Regions from separate parts of the Homo sapiens genome. Here region 1 is linked to region 2. A link is a loop called in an ENCODE intact Hi-C map of the cell type or tissue named here. Cell type or tissue: psoas muscle. All regions are shown on one strand. Region 1 overlaps MARCHF7 (membrane associated ring-CH-type finger 7). Region 2 has its middle 25 kb from the start of MARCHF7.

The links. Peaks named below come from ENCODE experiments on the same cell type or tissue, not always from the same donor. Only the 100,000 strongest peaks of a DNase experiment are listed, where the experiment ranks them.
Region 1: a loop joins it to region 2, with 20 times the contacts of the local background. A loop is called at or near these places in 1 of 110 quality-filtered maps.

What each region holds. Positions count from the first base shown.
Region 1 is chr2:159,741,965-159,745,964 of GRCh38, reverse strand. MARCHF7 (membrane associated ring-CH-type finger 7) reads right to left here. Exons shown (of 12, transcript NM_001282805.2): 5 at 2,712-2,904; 6 at 28-195. Among named protein-coding and RNA genes, the nearest start is that of MARCHF7, 31 kb to the right of the region's middle. In psoas muscle, no CTCF peak of the experiment used is centred here; no DNase peak of the experiment used is centred here; H3K27ac peaks cover 340 bases.
Region 2 is chr2:159,685,372-159,689,371 of GRCh38, reverse strand. It overlaps a transcript of BAZ2B not described here. Among named protein-coding and RNA genes, the nearest start is that of MARCHF7, 25 kb to the left of the region's middle. In psoas muscle, no CTCF peak of the experiment used is centred here; no DNase peak of the experiment used is centred here.

The sequences.
Region 1 (4,000 bases), 57 kb before region 2:
GTTATACTTGATGTAATTTATACATACATGATGAAGTTGTGAAATCACCACTTCGGTGACTATAATCCATAAGATTACTAATAGAGGAATCTGTTCTTCTCTCCAAATCTCTCCTCTCTCTCATTAAGTCTGTTCCAAATGATCCAAGTACCATTGATGAAGATCTAGGAACTTGACTATGCCTCCAAGATGAATCTTAAAATAAATGAAGAAGTTTTATTTCAGAGAAAGCTTTCAAGGCTTTGGATGATGACAATCTTCAGTAATAGAGAGGAAAGTTAGTGTTATTTATTATTATTATTATTATTTGAGACGGAGTCTCACTCTGTCACCCAGGCTGGAGTGTAGTGGCACGATCTCAGCTCACAGCAACCTCCACCTTCTGGGTTCAAGTGATTCTCCTGCCTCAGCCTCCTGAATATCTGGGACTACAAGGCGCGTGCCACCATGCCCGGCTAATTTTTGTATTTTTAGTGAAGATGGGGTTTCACCCTGTCGGCCAGGCTGGTCTCAAACTCCTGACCTCTAGTGATCCGCCCACCCCGGCCTCCCAAAGTGCTGGGATCACAGCACGAGCCACCGCACCCGGCCTTACTGTTGTTTATCATGAGAATCCCCGGTTATATAGTTGTTATCAGAAACACAATTCAGTAAAACATAAAACTATTCACAAATGAACTAATCACTTATAAAATTATTTCCTACTCTAAACATATTCTTCTCTGCCTAACATTAAAATCTACCCCATACACAATGTCAATGTCTCAATCACTTCTCACAACATCTACCTATACATTATGTAAAACGATTACAGAACAAAAATGTAAATCTTGCCAAAGATGGAGAATTTCACAAAAAAAGTCAATGAAAGTGATGCTGGAGAACTGCCAGTATCAAAATCAAAGGCATCCGGAAAGGGAAGATGTGAACAACACAATTTCATCAGAATTATTTTTACTGCTACCACAGTTGCTTGATTTTTTATTCTAGAATTCTTAATTCTAAGAATCAAAGTATTGTTACAGTTATCGTAATTTTATTAGATATGATTTAAAAGTAAATTAAACATTAAGTCTCAAACCTCTTTCCTTCACTATTTACCTTGAAATTTTGATTCTTTCTTCCCTAATCTTAGTAGCCTTAATAATTCCTCTTTATTAAGAGAAATGGCCTAGAGTATTTATAACGTTTTCACATAGCAGAAGAGAACAAAAATATCTCTGGCACAGTGGTGTTTGTCTACAAAGTTATTAACAGTCTGCTCTTAGCTATCACAACATTCTTAATATCCTTCAGATAGGCACGTCTTTCCCATGGCATTCCAGCTTATCAAAATAGACAGGAACTGCTTACACTACTTCAACTGGTAATACACAAACATTTAAAGAATTTTACCTCCAATTGTGTCACCACAAGTTTTGGCTCCTCTTAAACACTGGCACTGGCTAACATTTCATTGGAAGAGGAGTATGAGTGAGACGGTAGCCTCCTGACCTTTCAACAAAAGATCTTTTCAACGTGTGTGAAAAATATGTGTCTCAGTACATAATACCAGGCATGAAGCTTTATGGATAGACCATCCAAATCCCAGAGTGGTTAGTATCTTGCCCAATGCCACTCATCTAGTTAGAGGACTAAAACTATGACTTTCTAATCCCTTGTATAGAACTCCTACTAGGCCGGGCGCGGTGGCTCACGCCTGTAATCCCAGCGCTTTGGGAGGCCGAGGTGGGCGGATCACGAGGTCAGGAGATCGAGACCATCCCGGCTAAAAACGGTGAAACCCCGTCTCTACTAAAAATACAAAAAATTAGCCGGGCGTAGTGGCGGGCGCCTGTAGTCCCAGCTACTTGGGAGGCTGAGGCAGGAGAATGGCGTGAACCCGGGAGGCGGAGCTTGCAGTGAGCCGAGATCCCGCCACTGCACTCCAGCCTGGGCGACAGAGCGAGACTCCGTCTCCAAAAAAAAAAAAAAAAAAAAAAAAAAAAAAGAACTCCTACTAAAATAACCACCATTTTTTTGTAACTCAAGAGTTTCTGTATTTGTTTTTTGTTTAAGAAACAGAGTCTTGCTCTGTCTACCAGGCTACAGTGCATTGGCATGATCATAGCTCACCATAACCTCAAACTCCTGGGACCAAGCGATCCTCCAGCCTCAGCCCCTCAAGTGGCTGGGGACTACAGGCATGCACCACCATGCCCAGCTAATTCTCTCTTTTTTTTTTTTTGGTAGAAACAGGGTCTCACTATGTTGTCTAGGCTGGCCTTAAACTCCTGGCCTCAAGCGATCATCCTGCCTTAGCCTCCGTATTTTCTGAAAATAAATATTATGTACTACAATGTTTATCATTTATATAAGACATGCTTAAGCAATATTTTAAACATATCAGTAGATTTAGCTTTCCTTGTAACAATTACAAAATATAATAACCAAAAGAATACATACATTTACCAATTTGATTATCATAAAATACCAGCTATTCTAATTAAAATCTGCTAATGTCCTGTTTAGGATATCTATATCAATTTTACAAGAAAAATGCAGAAGAGTATCAGTTCTAGCATTAATTTAAAGTAAGATTTTGGAAATTCCACTACATTTCTGACCCACTGTCTTCATATAAAATCTACTTGCCTCATTCCAAAACTAAGAACAACTGTGTTACACCTGGAGAAAAACGGCTTAAAATACCTACAGAAACTCATTCTTACCTGATAATGTGTTTAAACCATTTCCAACATTTCTCCCAGCTGAGGTAGTACAGTTTGTACAGGAAAGTTTAGGTCTTTTTGAATCATGATCCCGTTGCTGGTTCTGCGATCTTGAGCGTGCTCCCTGAGTTATCTCAGATTCACTATACCATGCAGATTGAAATGGTGACGCAGATGCTGATGCTGATGTAGACTGTGAGTTCAAAAAAATTTTTTAAACAACAAAAGGCTGCATTCAGTACTAAATTTAACCCACAGTCCTCTAATAAATTCCCACAAGCATCAATTTTTCTACCACGTAGTTCTTTTTTTTTTTTGAGACTGAGTCTTGCTCTGTTGCCCAAGCTGGAGTGCAGTGGGGCAATCTTGGCTCACTGTAACCTTTGCCTCCAGGGTTCAAACGATTCTCCTGCCTCAGCCTCCTGAGTAGCTGGCATTACAGGTGTGTGCCACCACGCCCGGCTAATTTTTGTATTTTTAGTAGAGACAGGGTTTCACCATGTTGGTCAGGCTGGTCTCAAACTCCTGACCTCATGATCTGCCTGCCTCGGCCGCTGGGATTACAGGCACGAGCCTCTGTGCCTGGCCTCCACCATGTAGTTCTTCTTTAGTCTTTGTTCCTTCTACCCACTTGTCCATTTACTATACACTATAATTGTACTTTGCTGGGCTCTCAATCTGATGCAGAGTAAGTCCTTTTTTTTTATAAACACTTGGTTATGAAACACTGAAGACCAAAAACTGTAATCATTTTTCCTAATATTTGTTTTTTTCTTTTTGAAAATGAAATCCTTGTTGTACTGGTTTAATATTTCAGTCTTTTCAGGAACCCTGTCCACCTCTTAGAGGTAGACAGAACACTAAGCTATAAAGAAACTGTGAATTACCCTACCATGAAAATCAGATTTTTCAACTAATAACAAATTTATCCTTGTTCTGATGCCTAGTCTCCAGAATACGGTCATACAACACTAGTAACAGTATGCTAAAAAACAAAAAAAAAAAATCCTAACATCAGAAATTTCTTCATCAGTGAATCAACAACTAAAACAAGTACATATTTTAAAACATGGCTCATGGTTTTCTCTTTTAACATATATGTACACAAAATAAAGCTTGTAAACAAGTATCACTGATAATGTACAAACTATTTTACTTCTCTCCAATTCTTTAATTTGTTAAGTTCACTCACTACAATGCATTAAAAAGGCAACAGTTTGTCTCCTTAAATATTTAGGTTTAATTGACAACATATTTCAACCACAATTATTGAAATTGTACTATTCTTT
Region 2 (4,000 bases):
GAAAGTAAAAATGCTGAAGAAGCCCAAGTTTGAATTGGGAAAACTCATGGAGCTTCATGGTGAAGGTAGTAGTACTGGAAAAGCCACTGGGGATGAGACAGGTGTTAAAGTTGAATGAGTTGATGGATATGAACCACCAGTCCAAGAATCTGTTTAAAGTTCAGACTTATAATAGTGGCAAATAAAAAGTCCTATTTGTGAGAAAAATACGTGCGCTTTTATGGAGCTAGACAAGTTGATGTAGAATAGAATTCTAGTCAGGAATTGTTTCAGGCAAAAATCATTAATGGATTTTACGGTATTTTGTGAAGAGTTGGTTACAAGGAGGATGTTTTTACATACTCAAAATATCTCCCCACAAGATACTAATCAAAAATGGAAAAAAAAATAGCAACTATACAATGGACATACATGACATATACCACCTTTACCAAGTTGTGAAAGTTAACACTAACAGTAGTGGGACCAATAGCATGCATCTCGACAGGATTCACAAGAGCACATCGCTTCTGCTGTATTACTGCAAAAATGCATAACCTGAACATAAACATGAAGAACAATCAGTAAAGCCCAAATTGAGGGACATTTCACAAAATAAATGGTTTGTACTTTTCAAAAATGTCAAGGTCATGAAAAACAAAGACTGAAGAATGCATTCCAGATCAAAGAAGTCCAAAGAGGTATGACAATTAAAAATAATGTATGACCCTCGATTGGATCATGGGTTAGAATGGAACCAATTTTTATTTTATATTACTCTTTTTTCATATTTTTGTTATAAAGTACATTAGTGAAACAATTGGTGAAATGTGACGGTCTGTATTGGATAGTATTGTATTAATACTAACTTCCTTATTTTGATAAATGTACTTTTAACAGAAATATACATTGAAATATTAAGGAGTAAAAGGGAATGATGAAAAATATCTTTATAAAGGGAGTAGAAAGAGACTGATAAGTTAAATGTGGCAAAACGTTGAGTTTGGGCAATCTGAGTAACATGTATATGGAAATTCCTTGTAGTTTTTAAAAAATAAATGTCTGGGCTGGACCTGGTGTCTCATGCTTGTAGTCCCAGCATTTTGGGAAGCTGCTTGAGCTTAGGAGTTCAAGGCAAGCCTGGACAACATAACAAGACCTCATCTCTACTAAAAATTAAAAAAAACTAGCTGGGTGTGGTGGCACATGCCTGTAGTCCCAGGTACTCGGAAGGCTGAGGCAGGAGGATTGCTTGAGTCAGGGAGATCAAGGTGGCAATGAACTAGGATCTCACACTGCCTTTCAGCCTGGGTGACAGATCAAGACTCTGCCTTAAAAAACAATAGTAAAATAGAAAATAAACTTTTACTTTATAATAATTTAAGATATGTAAAAGTAGATAAAAGAAAAAATTTGTCCTGTACTCACAACATTTCTGATACCAAATGTATCAATTTTCCACACCAAGAATTCTCCAGTTTACTGTGGACACCAATGCAATTCAATTTTGTTCTGATGCTATCCACCTAGAGTTAGCATCAGACCCCACAGGCTAAGTAGGGCTTAGTCCCACAAGACTGCCTCAATTCCAGCTTCAGACACCAATCAAAATCCCAGTTCTCCAGTACTTCTGACTAACTTGACTACAAATTGGGAGTTCCCATAACCTCTGCCTCATGTTCAACGATTTATTATAATAGCTTACAGAACTCAGGGACACACTTTACTATTACCAGTTTATTATAAAGGATACAAATGCGCAAATAGATAAAGAGGCATATAGGGTGAGGTCTGGAAGGGTCTTGAGTACAGGAGCTTCTGTCTCCATGGAGCTTTGGACACATTCTGCCTCCTGGCATGTTAATGCATTCAACCTGGAACCTCTCTGAACCTGTTAGATTAAGGTTTTCATGAAGATTCCATTACAGAGACATGATTGATTAAATCATTGTCCATTGGTGATTGACTACAGTCTCCACCCTTTCTTCCCTCCCTCAGAGGTCTGGGGAAAGGATTGAATGTTGGAACCATCTGATCACATGGTTGGTTGCCCTGGCAACCAGCCTCTATCTTGAGGCTGTTCACCTTAGTAGCATAAATTCAGGTATGGTTGAAAGGAGCTTGCTATGAATAGCAAAACATTCTCCTCCACCTCATTGTTACTCAAGAAGCTTCCAGAGTTTTATAAAGTTTGTGCCAGGAATTGGAGACAAAAACCAAATACTCTATTTTCACAGTTGAAAAAGAAAAAAATAGTACAGCAAGTTACTGTATAATACACCCTTCTCAGTTTCAGTTTCCTCTAGTGTTAATATTTTCAATTACTATGGTGCCTTTTTTTTTTTTTTTTTGAGATGGAGTCTCGCTCTGTCACCCAGGCTGGAGCGTAGTGGCGCAATCTCGGCTCACTGCAAGCTCCGCCACCCGGGTTGACGCCATTCTCCTGCCTCAGCCTCCCGAGGAGCTGGGACTACAGGCACCCGCCACCATGCCCAGCTAATTTTTTGTATTTTTAGTAGAGACAGGGTTTCACCATGTTAGCCAGGGTGGTCTCGATCTCCTGACCTTGTGATCCGTCCGCCTTGGCCTCCCAAAGTGCTGGGATTACAGGTGTGAGCCACCACGCCTGGCCTACTGTGGTATATTTTTTTAAACTAAGAAACCAACATTAGCACATTACTGTTATCTAAACCCCAGACTATTTGGATTTCACCTGTTTTTCGGTTAATGTCTTTTTAAACTCCAGACTTCATTCAGATTTCACTTATTATTTTTTTAATATCCCTCTTCTGTTCAAGATCCAATTCAGGTTACTACATTGCATTTAGTTGCTACATCTCTCAAATCTCCTCTGGTCTGTGATAGTTTCTTAGTATTGTTTTTCATGACTCTGACAGTTTGAGGAGTATTGGTGAGACATTTGTAGGCTGTTTTTCCGTTTTGGTTTGCCTTATGTATTTCTCATGATTGGAGTGGGGTTATTTGTTTTTTGGAAATAATACCGCAGAGGCAAAGTACCCTTTCATTACATCATATCAGAGGGTAGATGCTATCAACATGATCTCTCTGGTGAGGTAAACCTTGATATCTTAGTTAAGGTAGTAATCTGCCATTTTCTCTCTCTCTCTCTTTTTAAAGTAGCTCTATAGCTCAAGCTGGAATGTAATGATGCTATCATAGCTCAATGTAGCCTTGAACTCCTGGGTTCAAGGGCTCCTCCTGCCTCAGCCTCCTGAGTAGCTGGGACTACAGGCACATGCCACTACACTCAGCTAACTATTTTTAAATTTTTTGTAGAGACAAGGTCTTGGCTATGTTTCCCAAGGTGGTCTTGAACTCCTGGCCTTCAGCGATCCTCCTGCCTCAGCCTCCCAAAGCATTGGGATTACAGGTGGGGGCCACCAGGGCCAGTCTCTATTATTCTTTATTGTTAAATTCCAATTTTTCTTGTTCTTTTCTTTGGAAAGGAGTCACTAAGTCCAGCCCACTCTGAAAGGAAGGAGTTGAGGTCAGGGGGTGCAGTTAAGTTTCTCCTGGAGGGAGGAGTTTCTATATCTCTTACATATCCTGTAAGGAAGATTTCACTCTTATTTATTATTTATCATGTATTAATAACAGTATGGACTTATGTTTATTTATTTTATTCTTTGCATTATAGTGTAATATGGCATTATGTATAGTGTAATAATGCCATTATTTGTTTTGTCACTCAAATTATTCCAGCATTGGCCATGGGGAGTTCTCTGTGGTAGGCTTTTGTGGCCCTTTAACATGGCCCCATTCCTTTGTTTTTTGAGCATTACCTTGCTTTCTGGTACTACAAGATGCTTTTGCCTTTTCTTCTATTTTCTCTCATCCAGCCCTGTAATCAGCTATTTCTTCAAGGTTTCTTTGTTCCTTTTATTAGAGAATGATATTTAGAAACCAAGATCTTGGCACTAGGTAGTTTGTACATGTTTTCTTTAAGTGTAAAATTATTGCAAAAAAAATTTTAAGAGCTGAATGTTGTAAGATGCACATC